2 separate regions of the Homo sapiens genome follow, and region 1 is linked to region 2. Evidence: chromatin contacts called from ENCODE Hi-C or POLR2A ChIA-PET data. All regions are on one chromosome and are shown on one strand. Each heading gives the region's core, a stretch centred on a gene start or an enhancer-like site at or near the end of the contact. The rest is flanking DNA. Distances are from core to core; before and after follow the strand shown. Region 1 has its middle 37 kb from the start of LINC03055. Region 2 overlaps LOC105374903 (a long non-coding RNA gene).

Region 1 (7,188 bases), core at 538-3,037, 41 kb after region 2:
AAAGCACCATCCCACGTTTTCTCACATGTAACTGGCTGGTGGAGCAGATGTTGATGGGGAAGTCCTGCTGAAATGACTAATCACTGTCGACTGCACTGGAAAGAGAACCCAGGCTAGAAGCCAAATAAGGCAAAATGACATCACAGCAGCTTAAGAAAGAAAGGACCATTCATGTCTGACAAGTGTGTGATATTTGCGACTCAGAGCTTTATTAACAGCGACGGGGCCCCAAAGCATTCCTACTTGTCCATCATATAAAAATTTAACAACAATTGGATTCCACAAGTCTTATCAAATACACACACAGACTGTAGTAATTAAGATCCTTCAGGAATTATATTTTACATTTAGTCCTACGTCTAAATTGAAAAAGATTTTCAGATCACTTTCGTGTGCACTGTAGGCTCAACTGTTTTTTGAAACTGCTTTACAATAACACAAATTGTGAGTGTTAACATAATAGATGCAATAATGTCTAATACATTGTTGCTAGGCATTTACAAAAAAGCCAAGCGCTATTAAAGTATGTGGTCAAAAGATTACAATGTAACTGAAGCCACATAATATGTTATAATGAGTATAAATTATGCATTTAATTTTAAAGGTTAGCTATATGTTTAGTAGAGTGCTTTAAAAGCAAAATAATCTGATGACATAAACTTGAGTCATGCAAAAGCAAGTTGGTAAATATCGCAAAATATGATGGAGAACAATTTGGTCTCAGCTCTGGACACCCTAGTACTTTAATTGATAATGTGTCTTCTGGTTTTTTGGTTTAGGATGTTTTGGCATAAATGAAAAAAAGCAAATCAGAAACTTGTTTTATTCCAAGCAGCTGGGGGTGTAGATCTTGACTGTAATAGGCCACAAGGGTCCAGTTACACCAAGACCCTCAAAGAATTCCAAACCTTATTCAGACTGGGCATGCTCTAAGCCACCTGGTAAGGGTCACTCTGACACAAAACCTAGGATTCCTCTTGTTCCAGAATCCCTGAGCTTACCTTGGAGAAAGCAAGGGTGTGTGTGTGTGTGTGTGTATGTATGTGTGTGTGTGCACGCATGCCCATGCACACCCATTCCTCTTTAACTCTGCTTTCTTAGTCAATTGCAATATCCCGCCAAGGCCATGTTAACTCCTCCCTGCCTCTAATGTGGCTCTTTCCTACTTCCACCCAGTGCTTCTGCGACGTGGTTTATCTGCCTCCTTTACGGGAGACAGGGCATTTCAACTGGTACTAACCCTATCAACCATCCCTCCTCACCGGTCCACCTCCCCGTCGCCTCCTTCCAGCGGCATCTCCTCACCCTGCCTCATGCACTGGGGCCACCTCTGCCAGCTTTCCATCATGCAGACACCTCCTCTCCCGCCTCTTTCTTCAGCTTCCTGCCTCTCCTTGGAGAAGACATCTCCTTCCTCCTGCCTTGTCTCCCCTGACCCCCACCATTCAGTGGTGACGATGGGTGTGGCCGTCCTTCCCTTTCAATTCCAGTCCGAGTTCTCTGCCAGTAAGTGGCCTCTCCCTATGCCACCCATGTAAATGACACTTATCAGAGTGTTTCTGCATCATACCCAGCCTGGCCACTGCCAGCGCTCACCCAAGCCTAACTCAGCACCTGCTCCCCTAGCAAATCACAACCTTTCCAAGATCCACCTCTCCCCAGGGGCCATCTTGTTCCCTAATAACCTCCAAATTTCTGATCTCTGTTCTCACAAGGTCCTTCAATTACTCAACCTCTTTATACAACTGGCAGCCCTTCAACCCTCTCCTGGCTATACCGCCAACTCATTCTCTCTGTAACTCACAGCCAGTGCTACTGTTGCCCTTATCAGAGCTCTGCATTCCTCCTACCAATGCCAGTATTTAGCCATGATGGCCAGGTCCCACTCTCCCATTGGTTATGAACTCCTGCCTTAAGAACTCCTAATAGAGTCCACTGTGTTGGGAGTACTGGGTACCTGAGCTGTGTGGTGATACTGAGTTGGGGCGCTCCTGGGCACCACGGCCTCCTCAAGTCCACATGCAGGCCCCTGTGATGGGAGAGAGGCCTTGTAAAGACCCACTCTGCAAAGAAAGGGAATGAGGCAGACATGCCCTAGAGATGACAGAGCCTGGGCCAGTGCATGAGGAGCTGCCAGACAGCTTTCAGGTTCCCATGATGTCAGCCTCCACTTCCTCCTGTTGAGCTCCCCGTGGGTCCCCTGACACCCTACAACAAATCCCACTTCACTTAAGCTAAGTAGGTTTTTGTTTCTCGCCACCAAGCCATCCTTGACTGAGATACCTTCAACACAGCTGCGGGGTCGTCCCTCCCACCCACTTGCTCAGTCTTTTCCCCTGCGGAATCTGCTTGCCTGTTTCTATTGATACAGGCACACACCACACAGAGCCTTAATTTTCACTTGAACAAATGCTGCCTGGCTTTGTCCCAAAGAGAACAAGAGGCAGCCCCATGACTTAATCACACAACAGGTGAGCCAGTCCGTGCCAACGTTTACACCAACTTGTCTCGGACCTGCTGGAGTTATCTGCCTGCCGGAGTTTCCTAACAAAAATCCTAATCACTGGCATTAAATTGTGGAATATCCCAGAAGTTTGCAGCACCCCGGCTCCACAGCAGCAGGAAGCACTCCGGCTTTGAGGGTAGAGTTGTATGCGGAAGGATGACCACAGGGTAAAATGTGTTCAAGCAAACATTCTTCATCTCAAATCACTTAGAACTTCAGCAATAAGATGAATGGTTCCTATGGCAATGGATAAGCCCCAGGTGCCAGCAGAAGACTGTAGCTTTCTCAAAACTCCTTAGGACAAGGGTACCTACTCTCTATCACCCCTGTGCACTGGCCACATTTCTTCTTTCAGCTTTGGTCAAAAGTAAATGTTCTCTTGCACATTTTATGACATTGTCTAGAACATTCTCTTCTGAGACAAATTCACTTCTTTTCCTCTTGGGGGTTTCTGAGTGTACGCTATCTCGTTGTTCCTAAAGATAGGATGCGCCTACAACAATTTTGGATTTTTCCTGTCCAGTGTTGCAGTTTGGGGATATGGAAGGAGGTTGTTCCCATGTGTTTCATTTGATTTGGATCATCCTGTCTTCCTCTCGCTCTCCCTTGCCCTTCACTCTTCCCAAGCTCCCATCCTGTCGTTCACGTTCAGATACGACACGAACCGTCACACAGCTTGTGGATGTGAATGCATCCTTTTAGCAGCACCTCTAAATGAAAGGGGCACACTCGGGGAAGCACTCAGTTCTAACAAATGGAAGGTGGTCTTCCCCGCTGGACAGAATAGACTGCTTTGAGAACCCAGGATCATGTTACACAGTGATGTCCACTGTGTATCCTTTCCTGCAGCCTGTCCTTTGAGGGGCCACACTTTGACATAAAGACTGGTATGCCACATTAGAAAGAGCAAAAACATGTTCTCTATGTTCTTTTTTTAAAAAATTTTCTGGTTGATTCACAGAAGCAGTAATGACCATATGTATAGATATAGCTTCTATGGTACATATTTTTTAATGTGAATAAGAAATAAAGTGATACTGATGGGAGCATGATTTGCATTACACATATTGTCTTAGTCCATTTTGTGCTGCAATAACAAAATATCTGAGACTGGGTAATGTATAATAAACAGGAATGTATTGGCTCATGATTCTGGAGGCTGGGAAGTCCAAGATTGAGAAGCCAACATCTGGCAAGGCCTTCTTGAGTCATCCCATGGCAGAAGGCAGGTGGTAGGGGAGCCCTGACTTGTTTTTTTAATAAAGAACCCACTCCCAGGATAATGAACCCACTTCTGAGAAAATGGCATTAATCCATTCATGAGAGTGGGGCCTCCACGACCCAAACACCTCCCATTAGGCCCCATCTACAAACATCACTGCATTGGGCTTCAAGTTTCCAACACATGAGCTTTAGGGGATATATTGAAACCACAACCCTATCATGCTTGGTTTTATCATGATCACAAACAGGCACTGGCACTGTGCAAGGAAGAGAAAAGGCTGAGTGCATTCATAGGCACGTTTGGTTTAAGTGGCCGATGGTCCAGGCGCCATCTTGCTTCTCTACTCTCCACTGGGGGCCATGAGCTTTGTTTGCTACAACGTACTTTCCTTATTTGTAAATACATGGATTTTTATTTCCCATCTTGTATGCTGTATAGGCTTTCTCCTGTGATATTTAGGATTGTTTTTGCCCATTTTGATTAAACAATTCAGTTTTAAGTTTTCAGTAACAAAATATATCAAATACCTTTACAATGGCAATGCCTGCAAAAAACAAATAATTTGTGGGAAAGTGTCTCCCTTTTTTAACCATTGAAATAATTATTTTTTTATCAAGTTGACACTTAAGGAGCCATGAAAAAGAAATAATCATTTTTTAATTTAGATTTTCATAACCCAAGGTTTCTTGGGAATGTAGCCATGGCCTTATTGCAAAACAGAGCATACCATGAAATCTCAGTTATCCAGAACGGCATTTTCTAGTTAAGCAAACATTGGATGTACTATATGCAAAGAAGACTAAGTTAGCAGTCAGGATACCTGACAATCTATCAGGGCATCACTGCCAGACAGAAATACTGCGTGCAGAGACTGTTCCTTTTGTTCTAATTCTCTGTACGTCAAGCTACCACCTGCCCACGTCTCTGGCATAGCACAGCAAGATCAGCCCACTAGATGGAAGGGCCTTGGGCAAATGACTGGCCCTGATTTTTAAGCCACGTTCCTTCCAGTGGAAAATAATTTCACTAACCTAGAAAGGTATTCCGAATTTATTAACTAAAATATTAGTTTTTCAAGTGTGCACCTCAGGATTGGATTAGGGAAGGAGGCTGAGGTGGCAAAGATAGATGCAGGAAGTACGAGGAGGCTGTTGTGATAATTCAGAGGTGAAGGTGGCTTGGACCAGTGCACTGAGGATAAAGAGAATTCGGATTAGGTGGGTTACAGATCATTGACATTTTCATATAGAATTAGGTTAAAAACCTTATTTGGGCTCAGGGACACTTTTTTTTTCAGTCAATTTGGTTAGCATGAGTCAGACCTTTGGTCAACATTTAACTGACCAAATCCAGTTTCAGGACCTAAGAATTCAATGGTTCCACTGGGAAAAAGCCCCAGGAAGGCTCTGCCTGTCGTAGACAACAGAAGTCTCCCTTACATTCCATTTCACATGTCTATATAGGTATATATGTACACACACACACGGATGTATCGTAAAAGCCACAGAAGATTCACGTAAAATGTTTATGGACCCTGGATATACCTCACAGAAGAGTTTTCTGAATTAAGACTTCACAGAGGCAGTTGAACAAGAAGAAACATGAGCTTTGAAGTCAGAGAGACGTGCCTATTACTAGCTCCGTGACTAGCGAAGATAAGTTACTCAGCCTCTCAGCCTTAGTGTCCTCATAGGTAAAATGGACACAGGATCTACCATATGGCTATTGTAAGATAAAGTACCTAGAAACAGGCCAAGCATGTTGGCTCACACCTGTAATCCCAGCACTTTGGGAGGCCAAGGCAGGCGGATCACCTGAGGTCAGGAGTTCAAGACGAGACTGGCCAACAGGGCAAAACCCTGTCTCTACTAAAAATACAAAAATTAGCCAGGTGTGGTGGCGTGGGCCTGTAATTCCAGCTACTCGGGAGGCTGAGGCAGGAGAATGACTTAAACCTGGGAAGCAGAGGTTACAGTGAGCAGAGATTGTACCACTGCACTCCAGCCTGGGTGGCAGAGCGAGACTCCATCTCAAAAATAATAATAATAATAAAGTACTTAGAAACATAATAGGTCATCAACAAATAGTAGTTGCTGTTTGATTCATTTTGTTGGCTAAAAATAAAAAAATTATTTTGTGATTATTTGCACTCTACCTGCCCTCCTCTCTCTCCTGCTCCTGACCCACTTAGAGAAAGCATTAGGACCACCATCCTTTCCCCATTCTCTACCTTCCCCTCCCCTCTGCTTTGTCTATGTGGACACGGGGGTGAATCTGGGTCTCTTCACATGGGTTTCTGACAGGTGGTCCACTATAGAGGGAGATGGCCAGTAGGAGAGAAGAAAAGGGATTCACAAGGTCCTGCAAAATCACCAAGAACTGGGAAAGATTCCATGTATCCCTTTCCTGCCACAGCCCAGATGGCAGTACTGTGACTTCCCTGTCCTTGACAGCAGTTCACCCATGACGCATGCCCATCTGATTTGTGGCCAGGTGCAGGGAACACACAGAAGAGGCCACTGACCCTCCCATCTGTCCTCCATTCTTGCCTCCAGACCCCTGGAGAATCAAAAACCATGGCCTCCAGGCTGTGAGGAAGATGAGCGCATCTCAGCCCAGGTGCTCCTCAGCAAGACGCAGGCTCAACGCTAAGAAAAACTGGCGTCCTCAACTCCTCCTGTCTTTAGGTTTTCTTAGGGGATATAAGATAGGACTCAGACCCACGTGCCTCAATATAAAATGTAAATTACCATTGGTCAATGGTTCCTCCATGTTAATCCTGGATAGAGGAATAGACCCAAACATGTGAAACCCTGGCCCTTAGAAGGAATAAAGCTTTGCACAGAGAACCATGACACAGAAAATGGGTCCCTGCCCAGAAGAGCTTACAGACTAATACCTATAAGGGCAGAAGCAAAACAGGTTTTCCCCATACGGCATGTTGTTGAGATCTTGCTCTTAATGGTATAAATCTTTGTAAATCCTCCAGATTGAAAGATGAATTGAGGGAAGCGTGGTGTGTATAGCAGAAGGCATTTCAGCCGGCCTGTGGATAATGTGACAAGCCCAGGGACTCATGACCCGAGTAACCATGTGGAGGGTCCTGCCAGGAGGGGCAGGTGCTACTACTGCTGAAGACTGTCCCTCCAGACTGTCCTCTCTGACACTGGCCACTAAGCCCAGGCAGTCGCCCAGCCCACGGCCCACCTCCATGCATCTGTCTCTATTTCCCAAGAAGAGTGTGCCAGATGCCAACTGGGTTATGCTGAGACTGAGCTTGACTTGTCTTGTTCCCAGTGCCCAACACCAAACTGGGCACACACAGTCCGTGCTCAGTATTGATGGCATGAAAAAAATGAATTAACTAATGCACTTGAGAAAACAGCCCCCAAGCCTAACCTTAAACCCTAACCTAACCCTAACCCTTCTTTTTGAACTTTCATTACAGGACAAACAT
Region 2 (7,085 bases), core at 4,384-6,883:
CCTCTCCAAGCCTGAAACTGCAGTACACTCTGTGTGGTGGTAGCCTCGGCTGGTAAGTAGAGCTGAAAATGTAAGAGGGTGAGTATTGGAAAGCATGTAAGTTAGGATTAGATTTGGCTGCAAGTGACAGAAGGTCCAAAATGACAGTGGCCTAAACAATACAGGCATTTATCGACCTCTCAAATGAAACCACACTGGAGGTAGACAGTCCATGGTTCATAAGGAGGCTTCACAAAGTGTCAGGGACTCTTTCCAAGTTGTTTCTCCAATTTTCTTAGCACAGGGCCTCCAGAGCTTGTCCAAGACAGCTGCTTAAATTCTACTTAATAGCATCGTGTCCATATTCCAGCCACTGATGCGGCAGATTGTTTTTAATAATGGTCCTCCAATGAATCACGCCTCCTTGTTTTAAAGCCCTTTGCAATGTCAATGACACTGTCTATTCTTCCATCAAGATGTGGGGTCTAGTTCCTCACCCTTGAATCCAGTTTGGCCAGTAGAATTTGACAGAAGTGGCGTTGTATAAATTACAGAGCCTAGTCCTTAAGCAATCTTGAAGCTTCCTCTCTCTCCCTCTTGAAACCCTGAGGCTGCCATGTTGTGATAAGGTGCATGTGGCTTTGGGAGAAGGAGACACTTCCCAGAGAAGAACTGAGGAGCCCCCGCTGGCAGACATGTGGATGAGGCCATCTTAGATCCAACAGCAGCTGGGATATCAGGCAAGACTGGCGTGAGAAACCTCCCAGATTTCCCAGCTACAGAATCACAAAAAGTAATAAATTATAGTGCTTTTAGCCACTAATTATAGAAGTGACTTGGTACACAACAACAGATAACTGAAAGCAAGCAACTAGCAGGAGAGGCAAAGAAAAGACAAAAAGCACTGTCTTTTAAGCAGCTCTCCCTTTGGCTGTCATGTAACATGGCTGTTGATATCTTTGGGGCTACAATCCGCTGCGAGGGAAATACAATCTTTCTCCTCGGCAGCCTGGTGCCCAGTTACCACCAAGGGCATGGAGGACTAAGAAAAAGCCGACATTAGGTTACGCAGCTGTCACTTAATGAGAGAGGGGGAGGATTAGGAAACAACAAATATACAGCACTTTCCCATGAATAGCAAAGATGTTAAGTTAGAAAGAGCTGTGGCCGGGCGCGGTGGCTCACGCCTGTAATTCCAGCACTTTGGGAGGCCGAGGCGGGTGGATCACCTGAGGTCAGGAGTTCGAGACCAGACTGGCCAACATGGTGAAACCCTGTCTCTACCAATAATACAAAAATTAGCTGAGTGTGGTGGTGCACTTCTGTAATCCTAGCTACTTGGGAGGCTGAGTCAGGAGAATGGCTTGAACCTGGGAAGCAGAGGTTGCAGTGAGCCAAGATTGCACCACTGCACTCCAGCCTGGCAACACAGCAAGACTCCATCTCAAAAAAAAAAAAAAAAAAGAGAGAGAGAGAGAGAAAGAAAGGAAAGAAAGAAAGAGGTGTAACCATCTTTTCCTTTTTTTTTTTTTAATTTTAAAACTTTTTTTTAAATAGAGACAAGGTCTCGCTATGTTGCCTAGGCTATCTTTGAACTCTTGGCCTCAAGGAATCCTCCCTCCTCAGCCTCACAAAATGCTGGGATTACAGGAATGAGCTACTGTGCCTGGCCTTTATCATTATTATATTATTATGATAGTTTTTTTAAATCTTTTCCCTCTTAAACTTGAATTCTCCCAGCTCATAATAAGAGAAGGTAAATGAGAACACCTCCCAAAAATATGCTACCCTTCTGAGATATAAAAATAACTAAGATTTACCAGCCTGAGGAAGGAAGAGGGGAAGAAAGCTATAACTGACCTGTGGAGGTCAAGGGCGCTGGTGATGGGACCAGCCTCCTCAGTCTACAGTGAAATCACACAGGCACTTAAGTGACTCATAAGGAAGCATCTCTGAACTGTAGTCTGGTAGACTCTGAAATGAGGCAACAAGTGGTATTATTGGAATCCTTCTCTTGCTCGTTAAAACTCTGATGAATTCTCAGCTGTCTTTAAGGGTTTGGATTTCATTCATAGTGCACGAGAGAGTGAACTGGAAGAACTCTAGAGGACTCTTCAAGTCCTTCACTTCCATGAAATAGAAAAGGCCTTTTGCTGTGTGTTTGTGCAGGACTCCCACGTGCCTGGCACACTCCTGGGCCCTCGGGGGAAATAGGAAAGAAGGATATGACAAAGTACCTGCCCTCAAAGAGCTTACAATCTATAGAAAGCAATTTCTATGGCCCCTCAGTACACAAGCCCCAGGGAAGTTTCTGGGAGCTGCTGAACAGTTTTCTCCAATTCTGCTGCATATAGGTGAGTTGTGATCATGGGTGAGGCTCTCCCCTTAATTAAGAAATGCCAGCCAAGGCCAGGAACAGTGGCTCACGCCTGTAATCCCAGCACTCTGGGAGTCCAAGGCAGAAGGATCGCTTGAGGCTGGCCTGGGCAACATAATCAGTCCTCATCTCTATTAAAAGAAAAGTCCCGAGGATATATGTAAATTTTAAGAACTTTTTTTATCTTAAAAAGGGAAAATGAGAAAAAGAAAAAAAAAAGAGAGAAATGCCTTCCCTCTTCATGATTCTTCTTTACTCTTATAATCTTCCAACTCACTGGGCACCCCCTAACTTTGGGTTCTTGAAGACTTTCCGGGAGGCACAGCTTGGCTAGTCTTAAGAGAATCAACTTGCAGATTCTCATCTTCCACGTGCACTCTTTCTTAAGGCGGTTGGACTGAGAAGGTGCCCCAGAGTTCCTTCATGATAGCCTGTCTCCCACTTTAGACAAGAGAGGCCCCCTTTCTGCTCTCCCATGTCTGATTCCAATTCATCATTCCATGATGGGGAAACTCCAGGGCAGCAAACAAAAGGGAAGCCCCCTTTGATGATAACAGCGCCATCAACTCAGAGTGTTCTGGAGATTTCCCTGGCATTATATATTTGCTTGTTTATTTGTTAAAGGAACACCCATTATTAAAATTTGGGTATTTGGGAATAGTCTAAATTCAGTTATATGGTAGAGGGAAGTGAAAAACAGCTTTTCATCCACAAAGTCACCTCTTATTCTTCCTAATTGCGTGTGTGTGTGTGTGTCTGTGTGTGTTTGTGTGATACAGACAGAGACAGAGAGAGAGAAAGGAAGGGAGGAAGAAAGAAAACTTATCACTCACTAGGGTTAGTATTATGATAGCAAATTAAGGGAAACTTTTGTAAGAATTATTGAATGCTAAAAAAGACTCTTTCCTCACTTTTTTAAATATAAAAAATTCTTTGCAGCTCTTCTTAAAACTCATCCTTAGGAGGTGTCATTAGCTGCAAAGAAAAGCACATTCAAATAAAGCCTGATATTTACTAATGCTGGTCATTTTTACCATAACTCAATTTTTTTCACAACTTCTAAAATTTTCAAGATACATTAGCTAAAGCCCCAGATTAAAGATTCATGTGATTTCTTGAAAAAATGCTCATCATCACTGGTTATCAGAGAAATGCAAATCAAAACCACAATGAGATACCATCTCACACCAGTTAGAATGGCGATCATTAAAAAGTCAGGAAACAACAGATGCTGGAGAGGATGTGGAGAAAAAGGAACACTTTTACATTGTTGGTGGGAGTGTAAATTAATTCAACCATTGTGGAAGACAGTGTGGTGATTTCTCAAGGATCTAGAACTAGAAACACCATTTGACCCAGCGATCCCATTAGTGGGTATATACCCAAAGGATTATAAATCATGCTGCTATAAAGACACATGCACACGTATGTTTATTGCAGCACTATTCACAATAGCAAAGACTTGGAACCAACCCAAATGTCCATCAATGATAGATTGGATAAAGAAAATGTGGCACATATACACCACGGAATACTATGCAGCCATAAAAAAGGATGAGTTCATGTCCTTTGCAGGAACATGGATGAAGCTGGAAACCATCATTCTGAGCAAACTATCACAAGGACAGGAAACCAAACACTGCATGTTCTCACTCATAGGTGGGAATTGAACAATGAGAACACTTGGACACAGGGAGGGGAATATCACACACTGGGGCCTGTCGTGGGGTGCGGGGCTGGGGCAGGGATAGCATTAGGAGAAATACCCAATGTAAATGACGAGTTAATGGGTGCAGCAAACCAGCATGGCCCATGTATACCTATGTAACAAACCTGCACGTTGTGCATATGTACCCTAGAGCTTAAAGTATAATAATAAAAAAAAATTCATGTGATTTCTTTCAGATTTGATATGTTGTTGAATAGGATAATTATCAAATTATAACATTAAAACCTAATTCTGAGGTGGGCGGATCATTTGAGGTCAGGAGTTTGAGACCAGCCTAACCAACATGGTGAAACCCCATCTCTACTAAAAATACAAAATAATTAGCGGGGCATGGTGGTGCATGCCTGTAGTCCCAGTTACTCAGGAGGCTGAGGCAGGAAAATCGCTTGCACCCAGGAGGCGGAGGTTGCAGTGAGCCGAGATCACGCCACTGCACTGCAGCCTAGGCGACAGAGTGAGACTCCATCTCAAACAAACAAAAAAAAACTTGTTCCACTTAGAGTTACCCTTTATCTTACTTTATATTCTCTAAGGTCACTGATATCTTTCCAGTCTTCCTGAAAATACAAGCAAATACTGACACAGATGCTATTTTCTTACACAAAATATAACCAGCTATATATACTCAATGCTTTTTGCTTTTGTCTCTTCACGGCATTTTCTGGAAAGCTTGCCAGGTCTGTGCACAGACAGCAGCCCTGCTCCTTTGCCCTGCTGTGTAGTATTCATGTGTGGGATGTTCACGGATTACCCAGTCCTCTAAAGACGACACTTGGGTTGCTTCCAGGCTTCTGCTCCTACAAGAGATGCTGCCGTGAATAACTGCTCACGTACATCCTTCCATACGTGTGCAGACGCCTCTGGAGGATCAGTTCCCAGAAGCACCACCCCACCTTTTATTGCTAGCAAACTGTTAATCACCCACTGACACCCATGGCTCAGAGAGCCAGACATGAGAAGAGGCATGTCCAGAGAGGCACAGGAAATGCAGCTGCATCTGCCTTCTTTACTCAACTGTGAGCATCTTAGGAGTCTGGACCCCTTCTTATCTAACTTTGTATCCCCATGAATAACTCAATAAATAAACAAATGAACAGATGGTATTCAAACTTAGGCTTCTTTAGAAACTGAGAAAGACAACCTCTAAGCAGAGAAGGCTACTCTTTCTCTAGGTACTGATTAGTGCTTACTGCTATGAAGTTTATGTTTCTACACAATCTAAGAACTCATAACCAGAACAGGGAAGTTATTGAGAACACAGAGCAAACCCCAGCGACCCATTTTTCTAGACACAGTTCATTCCTCAACCCCATGCCTTACAGCAGATTGTCTGAAGAAAATACCTTGGCTGCCTATGCATAAACTGCATTTTGACTACTCTTAACATGGTTTCTTTTTGTGTTCTGGGACATTAATGGAAGTCATCAAATGAAAACAAAATAAGGGGAAACATATTTGGTAAAACCCTATAGTTTTGGAGAGGCAGAGTATGAGGAAAACTCTTTAGTATGGAGAGGCAGAGTATGAGGAAATGAAAGTGTAAATGGTTTGCCAAGAGGTGCAGTGACTCACGCCTGTAATCCCAGCACTTTGGGAGGCCAAGGTGGGTGGATCACTTGAGGTCAGGAGTTCGAGATCAGCCTGGCCAACATGGTGAAACCTCGTCTCTACTAAAAACACAAAAATTAGCTTGGCACGGTGACAGGCGCATGTAATCCCAACAACTGGGAAGGCTGAGGTAGAAGAATCGCTTGAACCCAGGAGGCAGAGGTTGCAGTGAGCCAAGATTGTGCCACTGCACTCCAGCCTGGGCAATAGTGTGAAAGTCTGTTTTAAGAAAAAGAAAATGTGGATGGTGCCTACATGATGATCGTCGCTAACATGTATCAAATCTTTGCTATGTATAGACCACTGTTCTATGTCTTTAAATAAATATATTCTCTCATTTAATCTGCTCCTCCAAAAACAAAAAACAAAAAAACAAAAAAACCCAGCCAAACAAAAACTACACAGTTGTTACTATTATTATTCCCAGTTTCTCAGTTTGGAAACTGAAGCACAGAAATGTTAAGAAACTTGTCTAAAGACACACAGCACTTAGCAAGTAGTGGAGTTTGGATTTGAAGCCAAGCAATGCTGTTTCTTCTCGTGTGTGTGTGTGTGTGTGTGTGTGTGTGTGTGTGTGTGTATTTACTTTCCATGGTACATTAGGTAGAAATGGGTTCATTTGTAAGTTTCAGAAAAACCCAAAAATAACTATAGCTTGTCAGAAATGCAAGTTTGTAGCCAGGCACAGTGGCTCACGCTTGTAATCCCAGCACTTTGGGAGGCCAAGGTGGGCAGATCACAAGGTCAGAAGTTTGAGACCAGCCTGGCCAACACAGTGAAACCCCGTCTCTACTAAAAATACAAAAATTAGTTGGGCATGGTGGTGTGCGCCTGTAGTCCTAGCTACTTGGGAGGCTGAAGCAGGAGAATTGCTTGAGCCTGGGAGGCAGAGGTTGCAGTGAGCTGAGATCGTGACACTGCACTCCTGCCTGGGTGACAGAGTGAGACTCCATCTCAAAAAAAAAAAAATAAAAATAAAAAGAAATGCAAGTTTATATAGCTTTCACATAAATAGTAACGGTCAGCAGTCCAGGGTTGCAATACTGGCCAAGATCGTCAGGAACCCAGGCTTCTTATCAACACAGAGCTTCTACCTCATGGCCCAAAATGGCTACTGAGCTCCAGCTACCACATCCACATTCTAGCCCGCAGCAAGTAGGAAAGAGAAATAAGGACACACCCCCTCTCTTTAATACTACTTCCCAGAAGTTGAACATGATACTTCTGCTTTTAGTCCATTAGCCGTAGCTTTCCCCTTGACCATGCCTAGATCCAAGTGAGACCGAGGAAAGAAGCCTTTGCCCTTGAAAGGTATGCTAAAATTGTGGGTTATCATTACTGATGAAGCAGTGAAGAACGGGTATTAAAGAGTAACTAGCACAGTCGGCCATA

Evidence for each region. A loop is a pair of places that touch in the nucleus more often than their neighbours do. ChIA-PET counts read pairs that join two places held with the same protein, here RNA polymerase II (POLR2A). Pooled maps may share reads with other maps.
Region 1: a map with no recorded cell type shows a loop between it and region 2 (2.2-fold over the local background). The contact joins two enhancer-like sites. A Hi-C loop is called at or near these places in 3 of 168 maps with a recorded cell type or tissue (CD8-positive, alpha-beta T cell, astrocyte of the cerebellum and endothelial cell of hepatic sinusoid), 2 of 37 single-sample maps with no recorded cell type and 2 of 50 pooled maps. POLR2A ChIA-PET finds 5 or more read pairs at or near these places in 5 of 52 experiments (HepG2, IMR-90, K562 and 2 more).

The regions. Positions count from the first base shown.
Region 1 is chr6:6,918,709-6,925,896 of GRCh38, forward strand. No RefSeq gene overlaps it. Among named protein-coding and RNA genes, the nearest start is that of LINC03055, 37 kb to the left of the region's middle. RefSeq lists an enhancer at 94-143. Within about 2 kb of position 1,788, at least 5 of the 41 ENCODE cell types and tissues checked have a DNase peak (open chromatin) inside an H3K27ac peak, as active enhancers do.
Region 2 is chr6:6,874,083-6,881,167 of GRCh38, forward strand. It overlaps LOC105374903 (a long non-coding RNA gene), which reads right to left. Exons shown (of 3, transcript XR_926431.3): 2 at 1-62. Among named protein-coding and RNA genes, the nearest start is that of LINC03055, 8.0 kb to the right of the region's middle. Within about 2 kb of position 5,634, at least 4 of the 41 ENCODE cell types and tissues checked have a DNase peak (open chromatin) inside an H3K27ac peak, as active enhancers do.